Linked DNA regions of Homo sapiens: region 1 is linked to region 2. Evidence: read pairs that join two places in POLR2A ChIA-PET (ENCODE). Cell type or tissue: IMR-90. All regions are shown on one strand. Each heading gives the region's core, and the rest is flanking DNA. Links, peaks and the distances in the headings are about the cores only. Region 1 overlaps FMN1 (formin 1). Region 2 overlaps FMN1 (formin 1).

Region 1 (6,345 bases), core at 723-4,722, 52 kb after region 2:
ACTTCCCCACTATTCTCTATCTCAGCAAATGGCACTTCCAGCAACCCATTGCCCACTCCTTTACCCTTCCATCTGCTTCAACCCTACCTTGACTGAATCAGCAAGACCTATTTGTTACACCTGCAAAATATATCCCAGCTCTATCTACTCTCTCGCTCCTTGGACACTACTCTAGCGCAAAGTGTCCTATTTTGAGAAAAGAATGGTAGTGGGAAGGATATACTTACCATTTGGCCACAGATCCATCTATTTCAAAAGAGGTGAAGGGTAATCTCATAATAGCAGAGAAGCTATAAAGTAGTTATTGTAGAGAGGACAAAAAGGCTTACAAAGAAAGGAAAAAAATGTGGAAAAAATGAATGTTTTAAATGATTATTTGACTGGATTTATAGAATTTGTTCTAGTTGTTTCAAGGTAAGATTTGTATTTTTTCAATAAGATAAGTCATTTAAAAAATTAGTCTTTGCCTCCCAACGGACAGGATTTCCTAGATAGCCTTGGAATGGTTGTCAGAATAGCTAATAGCAGATATTCTAGATAGCTCTATAAAAACTCTTTAAGAAACAATGTCAATAGATAGAGCTTGAATTTCGGTACCCCTGTCCTGTGACCTAGCATCCCTGTATCATGAGAAATCCCTAGATACCTCTGAAAATGTAGGTGATTCTGACCTTGACTCAGAAAATGACAAAGGGTTCCCTCAAATTGTACTTTCATTTTCAGCACCGTTTTGTAGTCCCCAGGGTTGTCTAGGATTTCTGCAATCTAGTTGGCAATATTGCAAATGAAAAGTGTCAGATAACTAATTTCAGAGAACATTTAAGTGGTGTCTTTTGCATTTTCTCTATTTCTGAACTGACATGTTTATTGCTTTGCCTGCAGTATACGTTCTGAGATGCTAGTTTTAAATATGCCAAATTATTGGATAGGAATTTCCCAATGTAAATAAAGATCTCCTTCCCAACCTCCTTCTTCCAAAATACCTTACCTGTGTGTTTATAAATTGCTCCAAGATCTGTAGTATATGTTTCTCTATTTTGTGAACCCCAGGTGGCATGATATCTTTATGGTGAAATCCAGTGCTTTATTAATAGGCTTTTGGACAAGAACATATCTAATTTCCAGCCATGGTCAACAGATGAAAGTGATCTTGACTCAGCTCTAGCTTTGTAGAAACGAAGCCTTTCTTTTCCCAGTGCATGCTGTAACTGGCACAAACACATAGGAACCTTGGGGAGATGCCTCTTGGCTGGGTTAACTGCCTTTTGTGATGGTGAACTATGATTTACTGTGGCTTCCCTGTAGACAAATCGTAACTATCCAATAAGGTAGGTCATTTTTAAAAAGTCAAGTCACCTCAGACCTGATTATCAAAAAGTACTCTATTACAAATTTTAGATAGTCTATCTGAAGTAAATTATGTAAAATTATTTCCCTTGTGTTAGTAGAGGATTAAAAGGAAGGGTAGGTGAACGGGAAGCATGAAGAACTGACAGGGTCCTCCCCGACCTGGTCTTAGTTCTCATGTTGGGATGCGTGTGTCACCCTGGCCAATCACTAGGTTGGTAGTTCTAGACAACTTGGGTGCCTGAGAATTTCTGCAATATATTTTTCAAGCTCTACTTTTGGAGTGTGAATCTGAGGAGGGCTGAGGCCCTTAATTTCGTGAGACTAATCCTCAAGTAGTTTTTGCCTCTCTTTATCTTTGGGAGAACACAAGCAGAATACTTTACCTATCCCAGGTCAGAGACTTTTCTGGATCTCTAGAAGAAAAATGGAAGGATTGTACATTGCCCTGTTCCTCAAGAGTGGTGTAGAATGAACTAATTATTTTTGTTGGTTTGTTTATTATTTCTGGGTTTTGTTCCCCCTGCCCCCCAATCCTGGAATTTGGACCAACAGTGGTTGACAAGGAGTGTGCACAATTGATAGCCAAGTGCATAGCACAGTACCTGGCCCATAGCAGGAGCTCAGCAAATCTGTGTTCCTAAGTCTAATTCTAAATTTCTCTTCACAGCAAGTGAGAAACAGATGGTGGTGGTGTGCAAGGAGTCCCCAAAGGAGTATCTCCAGCCTTTCAAGGACAAACTAGAGGAGTTCTTCCAAAAAGGTAGGAAGCTTTGTCAGCCGCACATACACGTGGCCCTGAAACATCCTTCATTCCATGAATCTTTCTCTGAGGCCCACGGCCCCTGGCATCCTGGCTGACCACAGGCAGCTCTGGTGATTTCATTAGCCCATCTTTCCATGGTGGTTACATACTCACGGTAGATAAAGTTGTCCTGTAGCTTTCATATCACCTTTCAAATCCAGTTTAATATTTTAAATTCTTGAATGTTACTCTGGCTTTTGTAAATTCTCTGAGGACAAACTTTTTTGTCTCTTCATGGGGCTCAAGGAATTCCTTAGCCCGTGTTTACTGACAAATGACATACATGTAAGGCAGATGTGGTCATGCATTTCACATTTGTGGTCAACCTGGACAGGTGGATGGTGATCACCCTCCTGGTTTTATGAGTGTAGCAACTTGGAAACTTGTGTTATATTTTCCATTCCTTTTCAGATAGGAAAATTAGGGCCAAGTGAATGTCACCCATCAATCACTTGCTACCTATCAGCCCTCTGGGGGTTAGTCAGTGAAAGTGATGTGCTGGTATGCATGAGACTCCACACTTTCTTTGAAATCTTAACAGATTTCCTTCCTTCACAGTTTTGGCATGAGTAGGGAACTTCTGTTTATCAGGGTTAGTGAACATGGAAGTATCATGTCTTTTAGATAATTCCTATTCTAATTTCTCAAATTTAACTTAAGATGTAAAACAAAAATAAGTGTGGGGTTGTTGCAGGCAGCTTTTTTCCCTGCTGGAAAGCTAGAGGAAACACACATAGGAGCCTTTGGGGGATATCTCAACATGCTTTTTCTATTACTGAGTAAGGCCACTTGTTACCACACCATCAACAAAAGACTGTTAAGCAGGGTGAATGCATAAAGTGTGGCCAAACCAGCTTGAGAATCAGCAGGGAAATTCTCAGTCTATGAGTCAGAGGAACTCCATTCCAGCTGCTGTTCCCTTGGTGCAGAGACCATTGCTCCCTTCTCCATGATGAAAGGTTGTCTGTATTGAAGTAGGAGAAGTCAGATTTCTCTCTCAGCCATTACAGAACCTCATATATGATGGAAGAAATGCTGTCAGACAAAGTACCATCTTGAGAGCAAAGATACCAATACTTGTGTGCTATGTGACTATAGGAGATGGATTTTATAAGTGACTTATCAAAAAATGCATTGCTGTATAATTATACTGTGTAAATATAACCTAAGTAGCCTGAAGAAAACCATGAACTACTTCCCTTTGCTGACCCCAGTTAATAGTATCTGCTTTTTACATATGCAGAATTAACTTGAAATGAGGCTCATTTGTACTTGGATTCCATCTTTATTTTTAATTGCTATTCTATTTCTAGAAAATTTTGCCATGTGCATGTCAGGGTACTATTTACCTGCATGCTGTAATGCTCTTAGAATCCTGCGTCTGCAAAGCAGCCAGCTTATATTGTGAATTTTATTCTTTTTGTTGAAAAGACATAAATATGAATAGATTTAAAACCTTGAGAATCTTCTTTGGTACCTTGGAAAAGCAATTTGCAAATCCCCATTTGGGATAATGTGTTAGCCTCTTCTCTACTAGGGCTCCCAAGACAATTCTGGTCTATTCAGAGAAAGGGAATTTATATGAGGGAAACTGGATCTTATGACAGGGAAGTAAAGGTATGGCCATAGGAAGCTGTTCTAAGAAAGTCCTAAAACAGTGGTTCTCAACTCTCTTGCATACTAGAATCACTTAGGAGATTTTTTAAAATCTTGATACCCGGGCCCAACTCTAGACCCATCATCAGCATCTCTCAGGGTGGGGCCAGGCATCAGATTTTCTTTCTTTTTTCTTTTTTTTTTTTTTTTTTTTTTTTTACTCTCCACGTAATTCCAGTGTGGAACCCAGATAGCCAGTACTCTCTAGCTTAGTTCACCTTTTAATGTGTATTCAAAGATTTATTCTGAGCCTGCTATAGGTTAGGCTCTATGTTAGAGACCAAGAGTACTAAGATTAATTGTATACTCCTACACTCTGTCCCAAGGAATATCTTAATGGGAAAAGATCTATAATTGAATACAACGAGCTCTTTTTTTTGTTTGTTTTTTGTTTTTTTTTTTGAGGTGGAGTTTTACCCTCATTGCCCAGGCTGGAGTGCAGTGGTGCGATCTCGGCTCACTGCAACCTCCACCTCCCGGGTTCAAGCAATTCTTCTGCCTCAGCCTCCCAGGTAGCTGGGATTACAGGCGCCCACCACCACACCCGGCCAATTTTTTGTATTTTTAGTAGACATGGGGTTTCACTATGTTGGCCAGGCTGGTCTCGAACTCCTGACCTCAGGCGATCCACCCGCCTCGGCCTCCCAAAGTGCTGGGATTACAGGCGTGAGCCACTGTGCCCGGCCAATCAGCTCCTGACTTACAGATGAGGTAAAAGTGACAATCAGCTCATCAGCTCCTACTTTACAGATGAGGTAAAAGTAACATTAGGAATAACATCAAATCATGCTTAAGACAAAACCAGCCAAAATATGACACAGATTGAATTTGAAGGAAACATTACCATTCTATTAAAAAAGTTAAGAATATAAAAATATATATACTATTGTAGGAATCTTAAACATTCCCAATACCGTATGGTAGAAAAGTCTACTGTTGAAATAGCTTGTTACAATTATTTCATTACTTAACTCATTTTGTCAAAACAGTCTAGAATTGTGCTGTTCGATGTGGCAAGCACTAGCCACATGTGGCTTTTGAGAAGCTGAAATGTGGCTAATCCAAACTGAGATGTCTTATGAGGGTAAAACACGGGGTTTTGAAAACTCAGCAGAAAAAACATGTCAAATATTTTATTGCTGATTTTTTTTACTGATTGCATGGTAAAGTGATAACATTTTAGATATGTTAAATAAATAAAACGATTAATATTCATTTATAGGTAAGTTAATAAATATGTTAATAACCTGACAAAATATATTAGCTAAATTATATTTCTTCTACTTCTTGAGTGTGGCTACTAGAAAATCTAAATTGTATTAGTGGTTCACATTCTATTTCTATCAGAAAGTGCTAGTCTAGAGGCATGTTCCGTAGGCTTTCCTCAGCTCATTCCTACACTCTCTTCTCATTGTCGCCCTGCCTTCTCAGCTTGAATCCTAAGTTACTGGAATGCAGAGTTTCACAAGCTAGCCCCCTGCCCACTCTGGGCCTGGCCCTTGTTTGGCTCTCAAGTGGGGCTACGTAACCAAAGGAGGTGACAGCATGCTACTTGGTCAGGCTGTTACCTCTACATTTCTGAAATGTATGGTTTAGGGTTTGTGGTTAAGAAATACATTATAGTTCACAGCAGTATGCTATGATGTAGGGGCTGGGTTTTTGCCAAATTGCAGTATATACAAATGGAGTATCTCCTCTCTACTGTGTAGAGTTCCAAATAGTACTTCATTTATTGCGTAGATATTTCACTGATTCGTAGAAAATGTAGGATTTTCCATTTGCCACAGATAGGCACTATTCACCATAGATAATCAAATTTCTATGACAATTGTCATACAGTTTATAGTATTTCATCTAATACGCTATTTATTGTAAGAAATACCATTATTACATGTACTACAAAAAAAGAAAAATTACTGCCATAAGCCACAACATGTAGACTCTTAAGATGTACCCCAATATCAGAGGCTCTAAAACGTGAAAATTCTATCAATTTTGGAGTTGGTGTAATGTGGTACTATAATTAGGCATATAGAATCAGAGAGGAAGAATGCCCAACACTTTTAGGTAAGACTTTCAGCAAAGAAGATATTTTTGTTTAGAGTTGAAAAAACAAAATAATAATGATGGCAATGATAATGTTAATATTTACTGAGTGCTTCTATCTGCTAAATACCATGGGGAACAAATCACCTTTTTACTTAGTCACCATGACAGTCCTTTGAAGTGAGTACTGTTACCGCCCTGCTATACAGATGAGGAAATTGAGGATTAGAAATTCTCAGCAGACAGGCTACAAAGGGCATTCCAGGCAGAGGAAAACACTGCAAGTCTCAGAAGGATGAAAGACATGATGTGTTTGGGAAATGGCAAGCAACTTGGTGTGGCTAGATCACAAGGCAAATGAGAAGAACACAAGACCAAAACGGTGATAAGAGTCACAATATGACTTGCTAAAGAATCTGAACTTTGTCTGACAGGCCGCAGATAATATTGAAAAATAATGTGTACAGGAGTGACATGATCATGTTGGATTT
Region 2 (5,910 bases), core at 66-4,065:
TACTGAAATGATAGCGTGCACTGGTGTCTACTTCTGAAGAATGGGACTGCTAATACCAGCTTGGATGATTACTCTTAGTCCAAATGAGTTGATGATATTGAATGTGGGAAGGTGTGTAGAATGGTAGGTATGTGTTTTGGATTTAGAATGAGACAGTCTTAGGTTTGAGGTCCAGCTGTGTCTACCATTGCCTGCTAAGTGACCTTGGGCTAGTTACTTAAACTTCTTAATCCCGTTGTGATCATCAGTATAGCGGGGATTATAGTAGGCTCTGATTTTTTTTTTTTAGTCAAATGAGGATTTAATATATGTAGCAGTAGCAATGTATTTTGAAAGTCAACAGGACTGTACACATATAAGGTTTTTGATTTGGGTTTTAAGTGGACATAACCAGCAGAATTGTCAGGCTCTCTTGAGAAGACAACACAGGAGAGTCAGAATTCCCATGATTGTTCATTGTTTTGGTTCACTGACTGTTAGGCTACAAAAACATAGATTGAACCACATTCTCTTAAGTAATGGTATTTCCCAGGAAGCTGTCTAGGGCTCTATAGTGTACTGTGGTCACCAGTTCAAAAGATGATTCGTTTCATATTTATGTCCCCTGGGACCTTAAGTTTCTTACAGAAGATTTCCATAGTCTAATAGTCTAGGCTTGGTGGCATCACCAATTCCTTGCTCATTTTCACATCTTTATATGTATCAGGAGCTACTTAGTACAAGTGGGTCGGAACTTCTCACGTTTCCACTAGTAAAGCTTTCGTTAATAAACCAGAAAGTACACAAATACCAGGCCATTGGGAGCTAATTATGCACTTGAATACTTGGAGGTCAGCAAGGTATAGAGGCAGAAAGAGGGAGTTCCAAGTCTGAAGCTCTTTAACAGTTGCTTAGTACAAGCCTCAGTGGAATAATCTGTAAAATGAGGATACAGTGGTTCATGTTAAAGAACTTTGTCAAAGGCAGTACCTTCCAGATGCTTTGTGTTGTTACCATGAGCTCAGGACTAAGCACATGGTTGCCGCTTGTTAGCTCACAGTAGAGATAAGCTTCATTCAACTGAAATAGTTGGATAAATTGAGAAAGTAAGTGACTCAATGCCAAAATAAGTGGTACAGACAATGAGTGCTTACGAAATTTGGAAAAAGGGACGTTGTTGACTAGAAATGAAAGAGCTGCGAGTTCATATAATTTAGGGCTGTTCTAAGAGTAAGGAAACAAATTCTAAGAACAATATTCCCCCAGCCTCCTTACAGAGGAAGAGATGGGGGATTCAAAAGTAGAGCTCAAATAGCTGTACTTCTGTGTCCAGCTGCGTGTACTTGTTAGGTCCATTTGCATTGAATCTCAAACTTGAGCATGCATCAGAATCACCCAGTGGGCTTGCATCCCCCCACCCCCACCCACACCCCAAGTTCTTGTGTCTAGGGTGGGCCAATAATTTGCATTTCTGACAAGTGACAGGTGATGTTGTTGATGCTGCTAGTCTAGGAACCACACTTCGAGACTTTGAGACCCACTGCCATAGCCAGAGTCTCACTTCCCTTTTTTTTTTTTTTTTTTTTGGTTTTGTTTTCTATTTTGATACAGAGAGCCCAAGAGGATGAGCTGGTTAAAATAAGAAAGTATTACGAGACATCCAAAGAAGAAGAACTGAAGCTGCTGGATAAACCTGAGCAGTAAGGATACTTAACATTTTTCTGTTAGGCCAAAAGGAGAACTGCAATTTCTGTCTTCTTGTCTCCCAGCTCAGAATAACCAAATCTAAATGTGCAGCCAGCTAAATCACAACACCGTCATTCCTGTGACCTGTTGCATGCAGCAGGATGACCCTGCTGCCGGGAAAAGCAGCGCTGAGATTTGTGCTGTTGGATACAGTGTGTCTCACCCCCCTCCCCCACCCCAAGAGACTCCCCTTTCTTTTTCTAGCAACTTGTTAATTCCTCCTAGACTAAACAATTTGACCAAAAGGGTAACTGAGGAAGGAAGAAGGCATTGTTCTGTTTAAGGTTCTCTTGATGAAGTTAAAAAGATGATATCAGAGTCACAGAATTCAAGTTTATTTTCCTAAAGGTCATATCCAGTAAGTGCAGCCTGAATGTGCTAGCTTTTCCCCAAACTTCTCCACCTGCTCTGCCCAAATGTGGCTTTTTCTCACCCTCACTCTGTACATGCTTGTTTTTCTCTCCAGTCACTATCTATGGCTGCTTGCTCTGTTGTTTGTGATGCCGTTCCATAGGCTTTGAAGACCCAGAACTCCGGGGTGTAACTGAGTGACTCTTGGGGTCTCGAAGCCATAGATAAGCTCCCGGGGCTCTGCAGCCCCACGACCCTGCCCAGCTTTCCAGGGCTTAGGACTCTGTGAGACTGTAAAATGGGTTCAGAGGACCTGTGTCCTCTGACACAGGTTCAGAGGGCCTCTTTTGCCTGTTGCTACCTTGAATTTTTTTTGTCCAGTTCAGGCCAACCCTCTCAATCTAGAGATGAGGCAAGTGTAGAAAATGAAGCAGAAATGGAGCTATCAGATCAGGGTTACCAGTCAGCCCTAGAAACTTCCAAGGTTCTCCGGCTTGCACTGGAGTTCCATGCCTTGTCCCTTGGGTCCTCTAGAAACGGGTCCCCAACCCCTGGGCCACAGACTGGTACCAGCCCATGGCCTGTTAGGAACCAGGCCACACAGCAGGAGGTGAGTGAGAGACAAGCCGGCATTACCACCTGAGCTCCGCCTCCTGTCAGATCAGCAGCAGCATCAGATTCTCATAGGAGCACAAACCCTATTGTGAACTGCGCATGTGAGCGATCCAGGTTGCACGCTCCTTATGAGAATCTAATGATTATCTGTCACTGTCTCCCATCACCCCCAGATGGGACCATCTAGTTGCAGGAAGCTAGAGGGACCATCAGGGCTCCCACTAATCCTAGATTATGGTGAGTTGTATAATTATATCATTGTATGTTACAATGTAATAATAATGGAAATAAAGTGCACAATAAATGTAATGTGCTTGAATCATCTTGAAACCATCCCACCTCCAACCCCAACCCCTGGCCTGTGGAAAAATTGTCTTCCTCGAAACCGGTCCCTGTGCTAAAAAGGTTGGGCACAGCTGCTCTAGAATACCTCAGTCCCCATGGATGCCTGGACATTTAGACTCAGGAAAACATCTTAAATGGCTGAGGATGGGAGTTGGGAAGAGAATTCTGGGTTTACTCAGTTGACGACAAACCTACATGATGGTTCTGGGAACCTTGGATGACTTGCTCTCACATGGAGCATGGTCCAGGATCCCCCCTCAAAGTAGGTTTCTAAAGCCTAGGAATATTGTGAATCAAGTCAAGTGAGGTTCCCTTGCTGTCTTGTTCCACTGACTTGAGACACCTTCCTTACCAATCCCTACCCTCAACTGATCCTATAGTTTATTTCCAAGTCATATTTCCTATTATAACAAATGAATCCCTCTTACGGTGCTAATGACTGAAAGTAAAGTGATTAATAATGGGCTGTTTCAACACTGAAAAGGCCATTTGGTTGTATTGGGGCACAGTGGGCATATCAAAGCACTTGGGTAGTGCTGGTTATACCAAGTTACACAGTAATATTCTCCTCTAAGCCTGGAGTTGGCAAACCTTTCCTGTAAAGGACTAGATAGTAAGTCTTTTAGGCTTTGTGGCTTACGGGATGTTACAAATATTCAAGTCAGCCATTGCTGTGCCAAAGCAACCACAGGCAGTATATAAACAAATGGGTATCGCTGTGCCCCAATGACATTTTACTTATGAACACTGAAATTTGAATTTCATGTCATTTTTACATGTCATAAAATGTTGTCCTTCTGTTGACTCTTTTTTCAACAATTTAGAAACGTAAACATCGTTCTTTTAATTCATGGGCCATACAAAAACAAGTGGTGGCCTGGTTTTGGCCTGTGGGCTGCAATTTGCCAACCCCTTAACCACCGAGCAGCCCTTGTTCTAAGCTATGGGAATGGCTGATCCGGTGAAATGAACAGGCAGGGAGAGATCATGCGTTTCTGCTACTGTCCTAATTATTGTTCTAATTGCCGGGACTTAGATAATGGTAGCAGGTAATTAACACACAACTTACTCTTGTTTTCTCTACTGATGATCTAGATAGAAAAGCATTTTTAATGTTTATAAATGGTCATTGTAATGGCTTCGTGAACACGCAAACCCAGCAAAAAGGACTGTCATGCTGTGCTGGTGAGGTGACTTGCCTGGGCTCAGTTGCGGGAGGGTGAGGCACGGATAGATGGGGGCCTTCAGACCTGGGTGCATTTCACCTTTGCTACCAACCTCCTGCACAAACCAGCATTTGTTTGATTTATGCCACTCTGATTCTCTGGCAACTTATTTGCCATTAACTCCAAGTGAGTCGACTATAAGCATGTTTTACATACTGGAAAATATGAATCATTTATAGTTTTAACGTTGCAGTTTCCTAAGAGCCCTGTGGTGCCCAGTCCTATAAATCAGAGCATGGAGAGGCTGGCCTCATCACTCACCTCATCAACTCTCTTACACTCCAGTGCCAGATTTAGAAAGCCATTGCCCACAGAGGTGTCATCTGTTTGGGACCAGGCTGTCTGAGAACCACTCCCTCTAGGGATGGCCGTTGACTCTTATGCTGCCGGGTAATGGTTGTGAGGTGAGGCTCTACTGGGTTTGATTAGGCCTGGTACACACTTCTCATGGCCTAGGGTGAGAACACTATACACAGTCTATTGTGATTTTCATGAAGGTCCACAGCTGCCTTGGGGCCCCCACACAGTAGACTCTGTTAGTGTAATCCTCCATCGAAGAATGCAGGTTGCAACATTCAGTTATGCTATGTGTATCGCCTATGTGCACATACACCTTAGGTGATACCATTCAGAAATTTAGGGATAATAAATCAAATGTTAGTCTCTTAAAAACATGAGCCACATTGCTTCATTCCACCCGTCAGCTGAGTTGCTGCTGTAGATGTGTAACCCAAATAATGTGAGACACAGAACGTCTTTCATATATTAGAAGCTGAAGTTGCAGTCCTTCCTAGAAGTATTAGCCTACATTGGAGAAAGAAGGGAAGGATCCCTCATTTGTGGCTTCTTTTGGGAATATTTAGTCTTCTTTCTTACTGAACCTAGAATGTAAAGTTAGACTAGCCCAAAAGGAACTCAATCCATAAATATTCAGAAGTACCAAGGCCCAGTGTCCAAGATCCCATGCTTGGGAATATTTAAGAGAGTTACTGTGTTTGCTCTTGTGGGTAGAGGATAAAACAGTAATGGGGCAGGGCAGGGGAAGAGAAGCTATTTGTCAGATGCTTGCTTCACAGCCTTCAAAGTAACCCATACCTCTGGTAGCTTAGCAGATAAATAAGAGAGGAGCTATGGTGCTCCTTGCATGGCTGTTTTTGGATGGCAAGGGTCATAAAACTCTATTTTTTTCCTCCAAATTTGCTTCTTTATTATTTTGTATTTTCGCTATACCCAATATCCACGCCAAAACTGCAAAGTCATCCTGGACTCTTCACAACATCTCTTAGGAGTAGGTTGCTCTGGGTCTTGTTACCTTAGCAGCTTCCTCATCCATTTGCCCCTCTCCATTCACACTGCAAGCCCCTCTTACCTTTCCTCTTGGAAGATTACAGCTGTGGTCTAGGAGGTCTCCCAGCCTCAAATTTCCTCTCCCATCCAATCAGCTGAGCTGCTGCCATGGAGATTTTCTACAACAAAAAGCAGAAACTGTCACCTTCCTGTTTAGAACCCTTCATTCGTTCAGAAGTTTAAACCCTGTATTTTAGAATACAGAACACAATTTTAGCATCTGCCTTCTACTCACTTCCCCCACAGATACCATTCAGCCTATCTGGGCTCTCCCGGCAGTTTCTCACATGTTGTGCGTGAG

What was found. ChIA-PET counts read pairs that join two places held together with the same protein. Peaks named below come from ENCODE experiments on the same cell type or tissue, not always from the same donor. Only the 100,000 strongest peaks of a DNase experiment are listed, where the experiment ranks them.
Region 1: POLR2A ChIA-PET joins it to region 2 with 6 read pairs; 6 of 35 experiments call an interaction of 5 or more read pairs at or near these places.

Annotation. Positions count from the first base shown.
Region 1 is chr15:32,852,780-32,859,124 of GRCh38, reverse strand. It overlaps FMN1 (formin 1), which reads left to right. Exons shown (of 21, transcript NM_001277313.2): 17 at 2,018-2,110. Among named protein-coding and RNA genes, the nearest start is that of GREM1-AS1, 140 kb to the right of the region's middle. RefSeq lists an enhancer at 1,447-2,345. In IMR-90, for the core only: a CTCF peak has its summit at 2,883; DNase peaks (open chromatin) are centred at 2,194 and 2,974; H3K27ac peaks cover 3,076 bases.
Region 2 is chr15:32,904,259-32,910,168 of GRCh38, reverse strand. It overlaps FMN1 (formin 1), which reads left to right. Exons shown (of 21, transcript NM_001277313.2): 12 at 1,591-1,679. Among named protein-coding and RNA genes, the nearest start is that of GREM1-AS1, 190 kb to the right of the region's middle. In IMR-90, for the core only: no CTCF peak of the experiment used is centred there; DNase peaks (open chromatin) are centred at 528 and 1,828; H3K27ac peaks cover 2,206 bases.